Linked DNA regions of Homo sapiens: region 2 is linked to region 1. Evidence: chromatin contacts called from ENCODE Hi-C or POLR2A ChIA-PET data. All regions are on one chromosome and are shown on one strand. The core of a region is the stretch at or near the end of the contact, and the rest is flanking DNA. Distances in the headings are between cores, read along the strand shown. Region 1 holds the start of ADM (adrenomedullin). Region 2 overlaps MICAL2 (microtubule associated monooxygenase, calponin and LIM domain containing 2).

What was found. A loop is a pair of places that touch in the nucleus more often than their neighbours do. ChIA-PET counts read pairs that join two places held with the same protein, here RNA polymerase II (POLR2A). Pooled maps may share reads with other maps.
Region 2: a pooled map shows a loop between it and region 1 (3-fold over the local background). The contact joins the enhancer-like site here to the promoter of ADM in region 1. A Hi-C loop is called at or near these places in 1 of 37 single-sample maps with no recorded cell type and 2 of 50 pooled maps. POLR2A ChIA-PET finds 5 or more read pairs at or near these places in 1 of 52 experiments (BJ).

Annotation. Positions count from the first base shown.
Region 1 is chr11:10,300,369-10,307,743 of GRCh38, reverse strand. ADM (adrenomedullin) reads right to left here and starts at 2,671. Exons shown (of 4, transcript NM_001124.3): 1 at 2,515-2,671; 2 at 1,946-2,064; 3 at 1,646-1,795; 4 at 347-1,412. The coding sequence starts at 2,043. The coding sequence ends at 1,103. It also overlaps a transcript of SBF2 not described here. RefSeq lists silencers at 2,080-2,129, 2,150-2,199, 2,880-2,929, 3,110-3,209, 3,700-3,759 and 2 more and enhancers at 4,684-4,863, 4,884-4,963.
Region 2 is chr11:12,171,980-12,178,725 of GRCh38, reverse strand. All of the region lies in intron 3 of MICAL2 (microtubule associated monooxygenase, calponin and LIM domain containing 2), which reads right to left. Among named protein-coding and RNA genes, the nearest start is that of MIR6124, 12 kb to the right of the region's middle. RefSeq lists an enhancer at 4,085-4,134. Within about 2 kb of position 4,110, at least 6 of the 41 ENCODE cell types and tissues checked have a DNase peak (open chromatin) inside an H3K27ac peak, as active enhancers do.

The DNA of each region.
Region 1 (7,375 bases), core at 1,422-3,921:
GTTCTGTGAGCAACCCTATAAATCTAGGACTCCGTTGCGCAACCCGAGAGTCCAGGCTCGCCAACCCACTAGGGCTCCCCCTACCCACCCCCCGCCGGCCGCCACGCCAGGCGGTGACCTCGGGCGTCTCCGCGAAGCCCTGATTCGCACCCAGGACACGTGTTCTGCGCGCCCCACACAGAGAACAGAGCTCGTGACAGCTCAGCCCGCTCAGAGTAGGGCCAGCACCTGCACGCGCCGCTGTCCCACCTTCCCAAGCCCGGCGGCGGGACCCCAAGGCTCCTGGGCGGGCCGGGACCAGGGCACCCTCCCTTCCTAGACGTGAGAGCCGAGCCGAGAGAATGAATCAGCATTGAGACAGTTTATTGGTTTGCTGTTCGCATATCACCCATTTTATGTAAATAGATTATACAGAGACTCGGTGTTTCCTTCTTCCACACAGGAGGTAATCAGTCTTTCTCTTTCATGCACACAAACACACTCACATTCCACGCGGCGAACAACTTTACACCTCGCTGAGACATTCACGTCTTAAAATAGGGGAGGACAATATAATTGCTTTTAAAATGCCCTTAATACAATATATAACGTACAAAAATATCTCTATATTTGAAGTTACAAAAAAAATCTTGACAGCAACAAACTTAAATATTGATAGTTACCTCTGTATGTACAACACGCATTGCACTTTTCCTCTTTAGGTTTTGGAAAGTTCAAGTAATAGTGAGGCTTGCGCCCTGGTGGGGTGACACGCCGTGAGAAATCAGTTTGTGGGCGAGCACGGCTGTGGCTCAGACCCCTGCTCCGGGGGTCTCAGCATTCATTTCTCAGTTTCTCCTCTCCTTAAGCCTGGCAAACACTCGGATTCTTCTGCACCCCGCCCCCTGGGGCACTTGCACCTGAGCAAGGCTAAGGAAGCGAAGCCCCCAGAAGGAGGGGCCCTTGCAAAGCCAGAGCTCGCCGCCGGACGGTGCCTCCCGGACTCAGGGTCTCCGCAGGGCTGTCAGAGCCCGGTCCCCACACCGCTCGGGAAGTCCTTCGTCCCGGGAGGCACCAGCGGGATGCTTGCGCGACTATTCCTTGTACCATGGGCGCCTAAATCCTAAAGAAAGTGGGGAGCACTTCCACTCGGGGGGGCTGGAGCCCCGTGTGCTTGTGGCTTAGAAGACACCAGAGTCCGACCCGGGCCGGCCTCGGGCAGGGAGCGCCGGCGCCGGCGGCCGTAGCCCTGGGGGCTGATCTTGCTCCTGGGGGCGACGTTGTCCTTGTCCTTATCTGTGAACTGGTAGATCTGGTGTGCCAGCTTCTGCACCGTGCACGTCCCGAAGCGGCAGCCAAAGCTCCGGAGGCCCTGGAAGTTGTTCATGCTCTGGCGGTAGCGCTTGACTCGGATGCGGGCGGCATCCGGACTGCTGCGGGCGGGGGGAGGGGGAAGAAAGGCAACTTGAGACCCCATCAAGCAGAGCTTTGGCCCCAACACCGGGAACGGGAGCCATTCTAGAGCCAGAGGGAGCTGGAAACTGCTCGCGCCATCTGAGCTGCGGTCCAGCCCCGACGATCCCCCGGGCCAGGGGAGTGGAGACAGAGAACTCCTCCCGCACACCTTCCTTCCCTCCCGTCCCTGGACAGCACAGGGCGTAGTTACCTGTCTTCGGGGCTTCGAGAGGCACCCTTCATGTCCTGGGGCCGAATAAGGGTCTGGGCAGGCCCGGCCTTCACGTCAGCGAGCCCGGTGGGGTAGCTGCTGGACATCCGCAGTTCCCTCTTCCCACGACTCAGAGCCCACTTATTCCACCTGGAAAACACAAGCAGACCCGATTCGCGTGCGTTCAGGTGACGCCCAGGCCTGTCCCTGCTCCCATTCACTTCTAGACCTTCGGGACCAACGGTCAGTTCCCCTTGCCTGCCAGGTACCAGCAAGGGGGAAGGCGCTGCCCGGACTCACTTCTTTCGAAACTCCGACGCGACATCCAACCGAGCGGTGTCAGCGCCTAGGAAGGCGAGCGAACCCAGGTACATCAGGGCGACGGAAACCAGCTTCATCCCGGCTGCGAAGCGCAGACCCTGGAAAAGAAGAAAGAGAGTCGAGCGTGAGCACCCGGGCCAGCTGCACCGCCCGGGCGGGGCACGGAGGGCGGGCAGGGGCCCCGGCGAGGCGGGTTTAGCCCGCGCTTTCCCTGGCTCAGACGCTTATCTCCCTCCGCGCAGAGAGGCGCCAGAGGCGTTTGCACGCGCCGGCCGGGTGACAGGCCCCGCAGGGGAGGCCGCTGCACCCCGCCAGGCTCCCAGAGGGTCTCTGCTCAACTTCTTGGAACTTGGCTGACGGAGCAGAGGGGACTGGGTCTCTGGACCTCCAGCTGTGTGCACGAGCTGGGCCCAGGATATGGGGTGTATCTATCTCTCAGAGAACCCTCCAAAGTGGGTTGTTCCCCTCACCCAGCGCTCCCAGTTTAGGGCCTTGGCAAGCACTGCCCCCCACCCCACCTCTTAACCCGCAGGGTCTGCGGCACCTACCTGCTAAGAGAGTGATCTGCCAAGTACTTGAAGGAGAAAGTCTCAGACGTCCCACTGGCAATGGCAAAACTCCGAAGTCCAAGCCCAGCTGCAGTGAGAAGCCCGAAGTGGCAAGGCTTGAGCTGTTCTATCCAGTGTCACCAAGAAACCACTGAGTGGCCAGCTCTGGTTCCTGTGCTTTATAAGCGCACGGGTGGGGGAGCGGCGGGGCGGGGCCTGGGCTGCCCGGTTGCCTTCCCTTTCTTTCCTCAGCCACGCGCGCTCCTGCTCTCGGACGCGCGCATTGCTTCCTTTGGGGCTGGAGTTGGGATGGGGGGAGGGGGGAGCGGGGGAGAGGAGGTCCCTCGTGCCCAGAGGGCTTAGGTATGGGCTCCAGGCGGTTGGTGCAGGAACTGCCACAGCCCTCTTTGGGCACAGGGTTCAGACAGTACGCCGGAGCGAAGGGGCGCCACTACAACCTCTTGAGGTCCTTATCCAGGACCCATGCGGCCCGGAGTGCAAAGCCTCCTGGCGAAGAACAGCAAGAGCCCGCGGAAGGGACAGCGCGGATGGCCCGAGCCCTGGACCTGGGGAGCTGTGGCCTCAAGTGGACCGCGCCCCCCTGCCGGCTTGGCGCCTGACCGGGCCGCGACCCCAGACTCCCGCGGAGGGGCCGGGGCAGGGACGGAGCAAAGCCGAGAGGAGCAGGACTCACTAGTCCCCCAGAGGACCAAGACCCCGGCGTTTCGGGGTGAGCTAGTAAGATTTCACGGTAGGGACAAGGCTCAGAAAAGCTAAATTGAGAATTGGGATTTGGAGGGGGGAATTATCTGAAATTTCAGAATTTTCATTTCTATTTGGAAACATAGGAATAACCAAAATTAGGAGGAAATATACTGTTTCATTTTGCCTCCTTGTAATCCTATTATGCCTTATAAGGTCATAACCTGAGATTGTGCCTGGCTGCCTTCATTAATCCATCGTAAACGTGAGGACTGACTGCCAGGGAGCACACTAACGCTTCACGTATGCTAATCATTTTACAGTTTACCAAGCACGGCCACATCCCAGTCTACTTTGAGCTTCACAGCCACCCTTGAGTCAGGCAAGGAAGGTAACATTCCTTTTCCCATTTCAGCAGGTAGAAAATTCAAGCTCAGAGAGGGGAGGTATCTGCAGAGAGGGGAAGTCACCCTGCAGGTAGGAAGCAGCAGAGTCCCTACTCGGCCCGACACGCTAGCACGGCCGACTGGGGCGCGGCGTGGATTCCTCTAGGCTGGGGTCACCAACTTCTCAAGGGGCAAAGGAGAGTCCTAGCCCCCGCCCAAAGAATTTGTGCCTGTTCATGATGAATCACGCTAGACACGTTTGTCACCCGTTTGTGCTCTTTCATCACAGCTTCTTCTCTTTCTTACTTCTCTCCTGGGGGCCAAACTGGGAAGGAAAGGCTAAGCCACGGGGCTTCCTGCTTCGTGCTTGTGGGTTTCTGGGGTCCTACTAACCACTCCTCTAATCGAATGTCCTGAAGCCCAGCGACTCGACGGAGAGGCCAAAGGTGCGAGACCACTAGCCAAACAGGCTTCTAGTCCTCACCTCCCGGCAATTCGCTGTGTGAAGGTGGGCGAGTCATGTCCCATCTCTCGAGTCCCCATCTTAGAGCCGGTCCCCAGCAGACCTTTAAGCTTCCTTCCTACTCTGCCATATGGCTCTGAGCTCCGGTGCAAAGGCGGCTGGGCAGTGGGTCGCGCGGACCTTGCCCAGAGTGGTCTGTCTGGGCCGCGCACTGCTGGCTTAGCTGCCTTTTCACTCTCGGGACTCAACAGTGGACATTGCACCTGGGGAAGAAATGGCCGCGCGGAAGTTATTTAAGGACTCTTCCTGGAAGGAGTCACCTGAGCGGACCTGAATTCCATCTGAGGACGGAGGACAGATTCCGGGCCCTGACCCTGGCCCTGGTAAGGGGTTGGGACGCGGAGGGTTAGAGGAGTGCAGCGCGGCGCACTGGTCTGGATCCGGCCGCCCGGCTGGGCGCAGGGCAGTCACCGAAGTGGCCTGGCCGGGCGACTAGTCCGTCTGCACCGCAGACAGCAGCTATTACTGAACGCCTGCTCGGTGACCAGGAGCCTCCCCAGCCTAACTATTGTTCTTCTCCCTTGTCTCCCATTTCCTTTTCCTTTCACTTTATCCTCTGCGAGTCAAGCTCTTCGCGCAGATCCAGGACTGGCTATCAGTCGCTCTGAGGATGCGACCTACTTGTCGCCAGCTTCCACTTGGTTCCGCGCCAGGACAGGTTTTACTTTCATTTCTCCCGCGCGCGCCTCCGACTGCTGGGGAGGTCAAGGACAGCTAGGCGTCGGCCCACGGCCAGGGAAGGTCCCGTGGTCTGGACTCGTTCCTTCCAGTCTCCACCAGTCCTGGGGGGTGGGGCGCGGCGGGGGTGTTCGTTCTCCAGAGAACTCTGCGACTGTACCTCGCTGCCACCTCGCTGCCTCCTCGCTGCCCTTTACAAAAGCTCGTGATTCCGTGGGGGAAACTTGAGCTGTGGCTCTGCCAGGAGGATCGCGAAGCAAGTGCCCTTGGTTCAAACTCCTCTTTGAGCTGCAGGCAGCTTCAAAAAGGAAAGCAAGCCCAGGAGTGTAGGGAGACTCAGAGGCTAGGCTCTGCCAGCCTCGGGTGCCTATGCCAGCAACCTCTTGGCTGTGACAAGAATTCCCACCTGAGAGTCTTGGCATGCACTTTATCAGCCTGGTGCACTTTGCCGCTCTGGCACTTAGAGATCTGTCACTTGAGAACCAAGTCAATTCTTTAAGTAAAATCTTGGATTGGCAGCTCAAAGTATTTTCCTAGAAAGCCCCTATCTTGGAGTGAGTGAGTGTGTGCGCGAGCGCGCACCCCGCTTGCATGGGTGAGTAGCAGGGGCTAGAGTGCTCCCCAAAGCTTCGTGGGTTTAAGTCGAAAAAAGATAAGGAGTTTGTTAAATCTGGGCATCTATGTTTTTTCTCGTGAAATCTCGAGTTTGTTTAATTAATCATCGTTAACGACAAAAAAAAATCACTAGAATGCATTTCTGGTTCAGTGGTTCTATGGAGAAGGAAATGCTGCAGTGGGAGTTCTGATCCTGGCAATTTATTAACATAAGTTGCATCCATTCAAGTGGCAGTGATTGTAGATTCACGTTGAGCAAGGACAGTACAAGGAAGGAAGGAAGTGAAGGAAGAAACATCTTTAAATTTCTGGCAAGAAAAGAGAAAAGAAAAAGAAAAAAAAATCCTTGTTAATGAAGATCTACTTTTTTTGTGTGCTCCAGAATTTCAAAAGGTCAGATTACAAATAAACCTCCAAACCACTGTAATAAATGTGTACATCCTGACATTAGGGAGACACACATACACATATGCTAAAGGGTTTTTGCGTAATGGTGTTTCAACTTCTTCACATTCCAATTGAATGATTTTTAGGCCCTATATCCAAGCCTGATTCTTAGTAAAGTTTGGAGTTTAAAAAAATATGTGGTAGTGGTTTCTCAGCTAGCACTGTGGACACAGTTCTTAAAGCCAGAGTGGCCATACTCAGGTCTTTCAGAGAAGCATTGAAAAATAATAAATATCAATGATATTAATAAGAATAACTAAAATGTGAGTAGCTAAGTGCATTGCATAATTATCTCAGATGCCTCCTTTATCAAACAGGAAATTTTATGATGCATTTATTATTAATATAGTTCAAAATGTCTTTTAAGCTGAGGACTTGTTTACAAAGTTCACTTGAAAACAAAGTTCAAGATGCATCCTGAAGTCATAACACAAAGTGATTTAGAGAAAGAACACAATCAGCCTTGTGGATTTGATCACTTACAAGGAGAAGTAAAGCAGGATACAAAGCCCAGGGCACTTTTTTGGGATCTCTGACTTCTCTAAGGACCTAATAAAAATATAGATCCTTTCCAGAAAAATGAACATGTACATAAACCGATTAAAGTATAAAATAGGCATACAGTTCCGGGAGGTTGACCAAGTTTAAAACCCTGACACAGAATAAAAAACACTGTTTCCATATTTTAAATTTCTGTCTGGTTTATAGTGGTAAGGGCAAGGAGGACAGTTAACCTCCCTCTTTAGGGCATAATATTTTCCAGAGCATCAGCATAAAGAAAAGTAATGCGTTTGCTGCCTCATTTTTGTGCTCCTGTACAAAACAGGCAGAGAGTAACAGTCAGTTCTTGTACATGGTAAAGCCAGAAGGCAAACCTCCCTGAAGCTTAAATAAGGTAAATTACTGCAGAACAAATGAAAGAGAAGAGATGGTCCAGTACAGTGGCTCGTGCCTGTAATCCTAGCACTTTGGGAGGCTGAGGCAAGTGGATCTCTTGAGCTCAGGAGTTCAAGACCAGCCTGGCAACATGGCAAAAATCCATCCCTACAAAGAAAAAAAAAAAAAAAGAGAGAGAGAGAAGAGAAAGTAGTAAACCTAAAGAAGCTTGTTACAATAATACCTGTAACAGGACAAAATGAAATTACTTCAAGAGAAATTTGCTACAGAGGGCACAATAAATGGCATTAATGAATGGATGATAAAAGAGATGATTAGGCCATTTGAATCATCCATAGCCAAAGAGAATGGTGTTAATGAAAGCAACCATCATGCTACTTGTCTCCAGATAGGGATCCTGTGATATCAGATTAGAAGCACCTGGAAAGAAGCAATTATTTTATATATGTATATATATTTATATATATTTTTTTCTTTTTATAGAGATGTGGTTTCATCATGTTGCCCACGCTGGTCTTGAACTCCTGATCTCAAGAGATCCACTCGCCTTGGCCTACCAAAGTGCTAGGATTACAGGTATGAGCCACTGTGCTCAGCCAAGAAGCAATTCTGA
Region 2 (6,746 bases), core at 2,861-5,360, 1.9 Mb before region 1:
AGTAATAATAATAATACCGTCTGATGAGAGACATTTACCATCTAGTTTCTCTTAAGGAGACCATCTAGTCTCCTGTTACTTGGAGGCTTCATTTAGGTAACACGAATCTTAGCTTCCACAACCCCTTTTTTCTTAACTCAAACATTTCTTTATGCCAACTTAAACTCTTCAGGCAAAGCTTAACTCTTTCAACCAATTGCCAATCAGAAAATCTTTGAATCCACCTATGTCCTGGAAGCCCCCATGCCTGCCCCCCACCCCCATACCTTACATGTATTGATTCATGTCTTTGCCTATAATTTCTGTCTCTCCAAAATGTACAAAACCAAGCTATAACCCAATTACTTTGGGCACATGTTCTCAGGACCTCCTGAGGCTGTGTCACGGGCCATGGTTACTCTTATTTAGCTCAGAATAAACCTCTTCAAACATTTTACAAAAGTTGGGGTTTTTTTGTTCTTTGTTTTTTGTCAGCAGCTTCCATGTCTTCTCTGAGCACACCTCCCTTCAGTCACTGCCACGTGTTCAGCTAGTGGAAGATCCCTGAACCCAGTCCTTTTGGGTCTTAATGGCAGCTTCATCATGTAGGCACAGTTGATGAAATCATTGGCCATTGATGAGCGAATTAACCTTCAGCCCTTCTCTCCTCCCTGGAAACTGGCTTGGCCTTTCAGGCAGCAGCCTTCATCCTGAAGCTGCCTATGGGCTGCCAGCCACCAAGCATCTTATCAGCATGCAAAAGACACTCTTATCACCCTGGAGATTCCAAGGGGAGAAGACCAAATATATATATTTCACAATATCAGATTACTTCAACGGGGTCATGGGGCTCAAGAGAGAGGTACAGGCCAGAAATAGAAATGTGGAGAGTCATCTTCATGAGGGTGACAGGCAAATATAACTGAGATTTCCTGAGAAAGCAGGCCTCACAGAAACAAAAGGAGTTGGAGACAAACCTCAGACACCAAATATGTACTACAGAAAAGAAAAATAAAGCATAAGACTCTTAAAAATTAATCAGAAAAGTTGTGCCATACCTGTACCTCACCCCATATACAAAAATTAATCAAAATGGATGAAAGACCTAATTGAAAGAGCTGAAACTAAAAACTCCTAGAAGAAAATGTAGGGCAAAAGCTTCATGACAGTAATTTGGTCAGGATTTCTTGGATATGACACCAAAGCCACAGGAAACAAATGGAAAAATAGACAAATTTGACTTCATCAAAATTTAAAACTTTTGTGCAACAAAGAACACTATCAACACAATAGAAAGATAACCCACAGAATGAGAGAAAATATTTCCAAATCCCATATCTGGCAAAGAGTTAGTATCCAGAATATACAGAGAACTCTTAAAAGTCAATAAAAACAAAACAAAAAACCTGATTCGAAAATGGGCAAAGGACTGGAATAAACATTTCTCTAAAGAAGACTTATGAGTGGACAATAAGCACAGGAAAAGATGCTCAACATCACTAATCATTAGGGAAATCCCAATCAAAATCATGAGATGCCACCTCACACCCATTAGGATGCCTACTATAAAAAACAAAAAATAAGTATGATGAGGATGTGGAGAAAATTCAACCCTTGGACATTGCTAGTAGGAATATAAAATGGTACAACTACTTGAAAACAATAGGACAGTTCCTCAAAAAAGTAAAAATAGAATTACCATTTGACCCAGTAATTTCACTTCTGGGTATACCACATACCCAAAAGAATTAAAGCATGATCATGAAGAAATAGATACGTATATCCATAGATCATGAAGAAATAGATACGTATATCCATAGTGGCATTATTCACAATAGCCGAAAGTTAGTAGTAACCTGTGTCCATTGATGAGTGAACAGATACAAAAATGTGGTCTATATATACAATGGAATATTATTCAGCCATAAAAAAGAAGGAAATTCAGACATACATTACGACATGGATGAACCTTGAAGACATTATGCTAAGGGAAATAAGACAGTCACAAAAGGACAAATACTATATTATTCCACTCATATGAGATACTTCGGTAATCAAATTCATAGAGACAGAAAGAATGGTGGTTGCCAAAGGCTGAGGGGAGGGGAGAATTGTCAGCTATTGTTGAATGGGTAGAGTTTCAGTTTTACAAGATGAAAAAAGTTCTGGGGATGAATGTTGGTGATGGCTGCACAAAAATGTATTGCCACTGAACTGTGCACTTAAAGATGGTTAAAATGGTCAATTTTATGTTAAAAAAAGTTGTGTCACAAAAGGCAAGGGGATAGTTCAAGAAGTAGAAGGAGGCGATTAACGGTTGCTGGGCACTTAATATGTTTTACATGTGTTTTCTCACATAGCCTTTACCCCAGCCCTATGAGATAACAACTATCATTATTATTACTCTCATTTCATAGGTGAAGAATCAGAGGCTCCAAGATACAAGATCACACAATAAGTCATGGGTAGTGTTAAGTGTCATGGGTATTCAGGAAGGTTTTTTCTTCCAAAAAGACTTTAAATCAGAATGGCCAAGTCTGCCCTAACCTTCGCAGTGAGGCTGGTTTCAGCCTGTCCCTGATCTGCTGGTTTGTGGTGAGAGAGTGAGCAGCTCCTCTAAGACATGATGAGCACAGGATGTAATACATTCCTTAGGCCTGAGATGGTCGTGACTCACAGATAGGAGAGACCCTAGTCTTCCTTTACGTTTTTCATCCCCAAGATTTCACAGTTCCTTACCTGAGGAAGTCATGTCACTTTCCACTCAAAGCCTCCTGTGGCTTTGCATCTCATGCAGAGTAAAAGCCCAAGTCCTTTCAAGGGTTCCAAGGCCCAACCCCACTCTCTCTCTGGCCCATCTCTTACCACCCCCAGCCTGCCTCCTTCCAGCTACATAGGTCTCCTTGCTGTTTCCACAACATCCTGAGCACACTTGCGTCAGCACCTCTGTACCTGCTGCTCCTTTGCCTAGCATTCACTCCCCTCTAAGAACTGCACACTCATCACCTTGCTCCTTTAGGTCTCTGCTCAAATGTCACCATCTTCTAGAAGCCTTCCCAGGACATCCTATATCAAACAGCAACCTACTCTCCTCTCCCTGCCCTGCTGTATCTTCTACCTAGGATATACACACACCTGACATACACACACACACACACACAGACTCCCCACACATTTGTTTATTGTCTCTCTCTTTCTCTCTCTCTCTCACTGATAAGAACATAAACTCCAAGAGGACAAGGATTTTGTCTGTTTTCTTTTTTTTGTTTTCGACCCAGAGTCTTGCTCTGTTGCCCGGGCTGGAGTGGAGTGGCGCAATCTCGGCTCACTGCAACCTCCACCTCCTGGGTTCAAGCAGTTTTCCTGCCTTAGCCTCCTGAGTAGCTGGGATTACAGGCACCCACCACCACGCCTGGCTAATTTTTGTATTTTTAGTAGAGACAGGGTTTCACCATGTTGGCCAGGCTGGTCTCGAACTTCTGACCTCAGGTGATTTGCATGCCTCAGCTTCCCAAAGTGCTGGGATTACAGACGTGAGCCATCGTGCTCGGTTTGTCTGTTTTCTTTACTGCTATGTCCCTAGCACCTGGCATGTAGCAGGCACTTAAAATGATTTTTTTTTTTTAAGCAGAGTCTTACTCTGTTGCCCAGGCTGGAATGCAGATGTGTCATCTCATCTTGCTACAGCCTTGATCTCCCAGGCTCAAGCGATCCTCCCATCTCAGCCTCCCAAGTAGCTGGGACTACAGGTGCATTCCACCACACCAGACTACTTTTTTGTATTTTTTTGTAGAAATGGCATTTTGCCATGTTGTCCAGGCTGGTCTCAATCTCCTGAGCTAAAGCAATCTACTCACCTTGGCCTCCCAAAGCACTGGGAGTACAGGAGTGAGCCACCATGCCTGGCTGAAAATGATTTTTTGAATGAATTAATAATTGCGAAAAGTTTAACTCAGGGATGGCAATTTAAAATATAAGGGTAAATGGAAACAGTTTGGTGGTTCCTCAAAAAGTTGAATTAGCATATGACTCAGCAATTCCACTCCTGGTATATACCTAAAATAACTGAAAACAAAGACTCAAACTGATACTTGCACGTCAGTGTTCATCACCACATTATTCATCTTAGCCAAAAAGCAGAAAAAAAAAAACAAGGGTTCCTCACTGGATGAATGGATAAACATATGCAGTACATACATAGGATAGAATATTATTCAGTCCTAAAAAGAAGGAAATTCTGGCATATGTCACAGATGAACCTTGAGGACATCAGGCCAAGTGAATAAGCCAGCCACAAATACTGTATAATTCCACTTAAACGAGGTACCTAATAGTTAAACTCTAGAGACAGAAAGTAGAATGGTGGTAGGCAGGGGCTGGGGGTGGGGGTGGGGAGGAGAGGGGAGTGACTGATTATGGGTACAGAGTTTCATTTTTGCAAGATGGAAAACCTTCTGGAGATGAATGATAGTAATGGGTGTACCACAATGTAAATGTACTTCATGATACCAAATTATACATTTTAAAATGGTTAAAATTTTATGTTATGTATATTTTACCACATTTTGCTTGAAAAAAACCTCAAACTCAATTCAGTTACTGGAAAAGTTTTAATTATGACTGGAATAACTTGGATATGTAAATCTACTTTTTTCAACTGTAAGTTTTATAAAATTTAAATACAGATTAAGTATTTCTGACTAAAATTTAGCATCTGAATTGAGATGCTCTATAAAACACACACCAGATTTCAAAAACTCAGTACGAAAAAATGTAAAATAGCTTTAAATAATTTCACAGTGATTACATGCTGAAATAATAATAATTTGGATATATTTGGTTAAATATATTTTTAAGATTGAAAAAGAAAAGAATGAAATTCCAACACATGCTACCATGTGGACAAACCTCAAAAATATTATGCTAAGTGAAATAAACCAAACACAAAAAGACAAAGACAATATGATTCCACTTACATGAAATATTACAAACAAATTTACACAAACAAAAAGATGAGAGGGTAGCAGGGGCTGAGGGAAGAAGGGAACAGGGAGTTTTTGCATAATGGTCACAAAGTTTCTATTTGGAGTGAGGAAAAATCTTGGAAACAGGAAGCGGTGATGGTTGTACGTCATCCAGAATGTAATTAATGCCGCTGAATTAATTGTACACCTAGAAATGGTTGAGATGACAAATTTGTTAAACATATTTTACCACAATTTAAAAAGACACATTGGGAATGCCAGGGGCAAAGAGTAAATGCAAGAGCTCATTCTCTTAAAGCTAGAGAGGAGCAACAGGCAGCTGCAAGTAAACATGAGCATGTTCTCCTTGGCTGGAAGGGGACATGAAACTTCCCCTGGACTTAAGTCTTGTAGATTTGAACTTAAAAAACATCTCCCCCTATATATTCCTCAGATTTTGACAGCTGTCCCCTGCAGAAAGGGTCCTGAGAATAAAATCTTTCCACTGCAGATTTCCCATAGACCACCCTTTGGTATAGCTCGCTACCCTGTATTTACATCTCTTAAGACTGTAAGACCGATAGCAGGAGGTGTAGAATACGCCAGGTTGCAGTGAAATCTGTCACATAGAGCCAAAGGCTCTGAGCAGCCTCTGAAATTATAATAGACTCGGTTTATCTTTCTAAGAAGCTGCATAGAAGTTTGAAATGAGTAACTTTTTAATGTAATATAATTATAATACATAAAAATATATGTATATACTATATTTACAACTTCTCTTAAGTATATATTTCTATAACTATGTATGTTATATATTTCAATATTTGTATCGGGATATATGTTAGTACATGTTACATGGAGAGCTGGTAGCTTATGGCTGACCATCCTAAGGAGACAGCCAAGTATAAAGAGATCTCCAGAGAACCTCTGACCTGCCTGTGCACTGGGAGGATGGGGCGGGGCCTCGGGAAGTTTGCACCATTAGCAGGGGGAGGAGACTGACCTCTCCTGTTCTGGGTGGTACCTGGGATTCAATGTGTGAGATGGGGGCCTGTTAATAGGAGCCTCTCTCAGTTTGCTGAGTTTTTTTTTCTTCCTTTTCACCCAATACATTCCATTTTTCTCACCCTTCAAAGTGTCTTTGAGCCTAATCTTTCATGGCCATGTGACAAGAACCCTGCTTTTACCTGAACTGAGGAGAAAGTCCTACAACACTAATATCAACTGAGAACCATGATGTCTCCCACCTTGTTTCTTGCAAAACTCATTTACTGAAAGGCCAAGTAGGAAGAGACCTAATTGCTTGAACCTGCAGACATTTGATTCTCTTGTACACAATTTGACTTCTTCCTCAGCTCAATCATCGTCTTCCCCATTCCTTTCACAGGTGTTGACTGCTGATGAACACCCTGCACTCCAAACACCTACTAAGCATCTGCATTTGAAGAACTCAACCTGAGACAAATACATGTTATGTGTCAGGCATTTTCCTAGGTGCTGGGGAATCAGCCGAGAACATATAGGCAAAAATTCCTGTGCCCATGGAGCTTACATTTTAGCAGAGTTTCTGGGAACACTTTTGCCTGCGTGATAAAGAGATGTATGTAGCTAGAGCAACCCCATCTACCTTCTTCCTGCTTTGAAAGCAAATGTGATGGCTGGAGCTGCAGCAGCCACCTTGTGACTACAAGGTGACAAGCATGAGGAAAACTGCACAGTCCAATTTGACAGCCGCTAGCCACATGTGGCTAGTAAGCACTTGATGTGTGGCTAGACTTAACTGAGATGAGCTGTAAAATACAC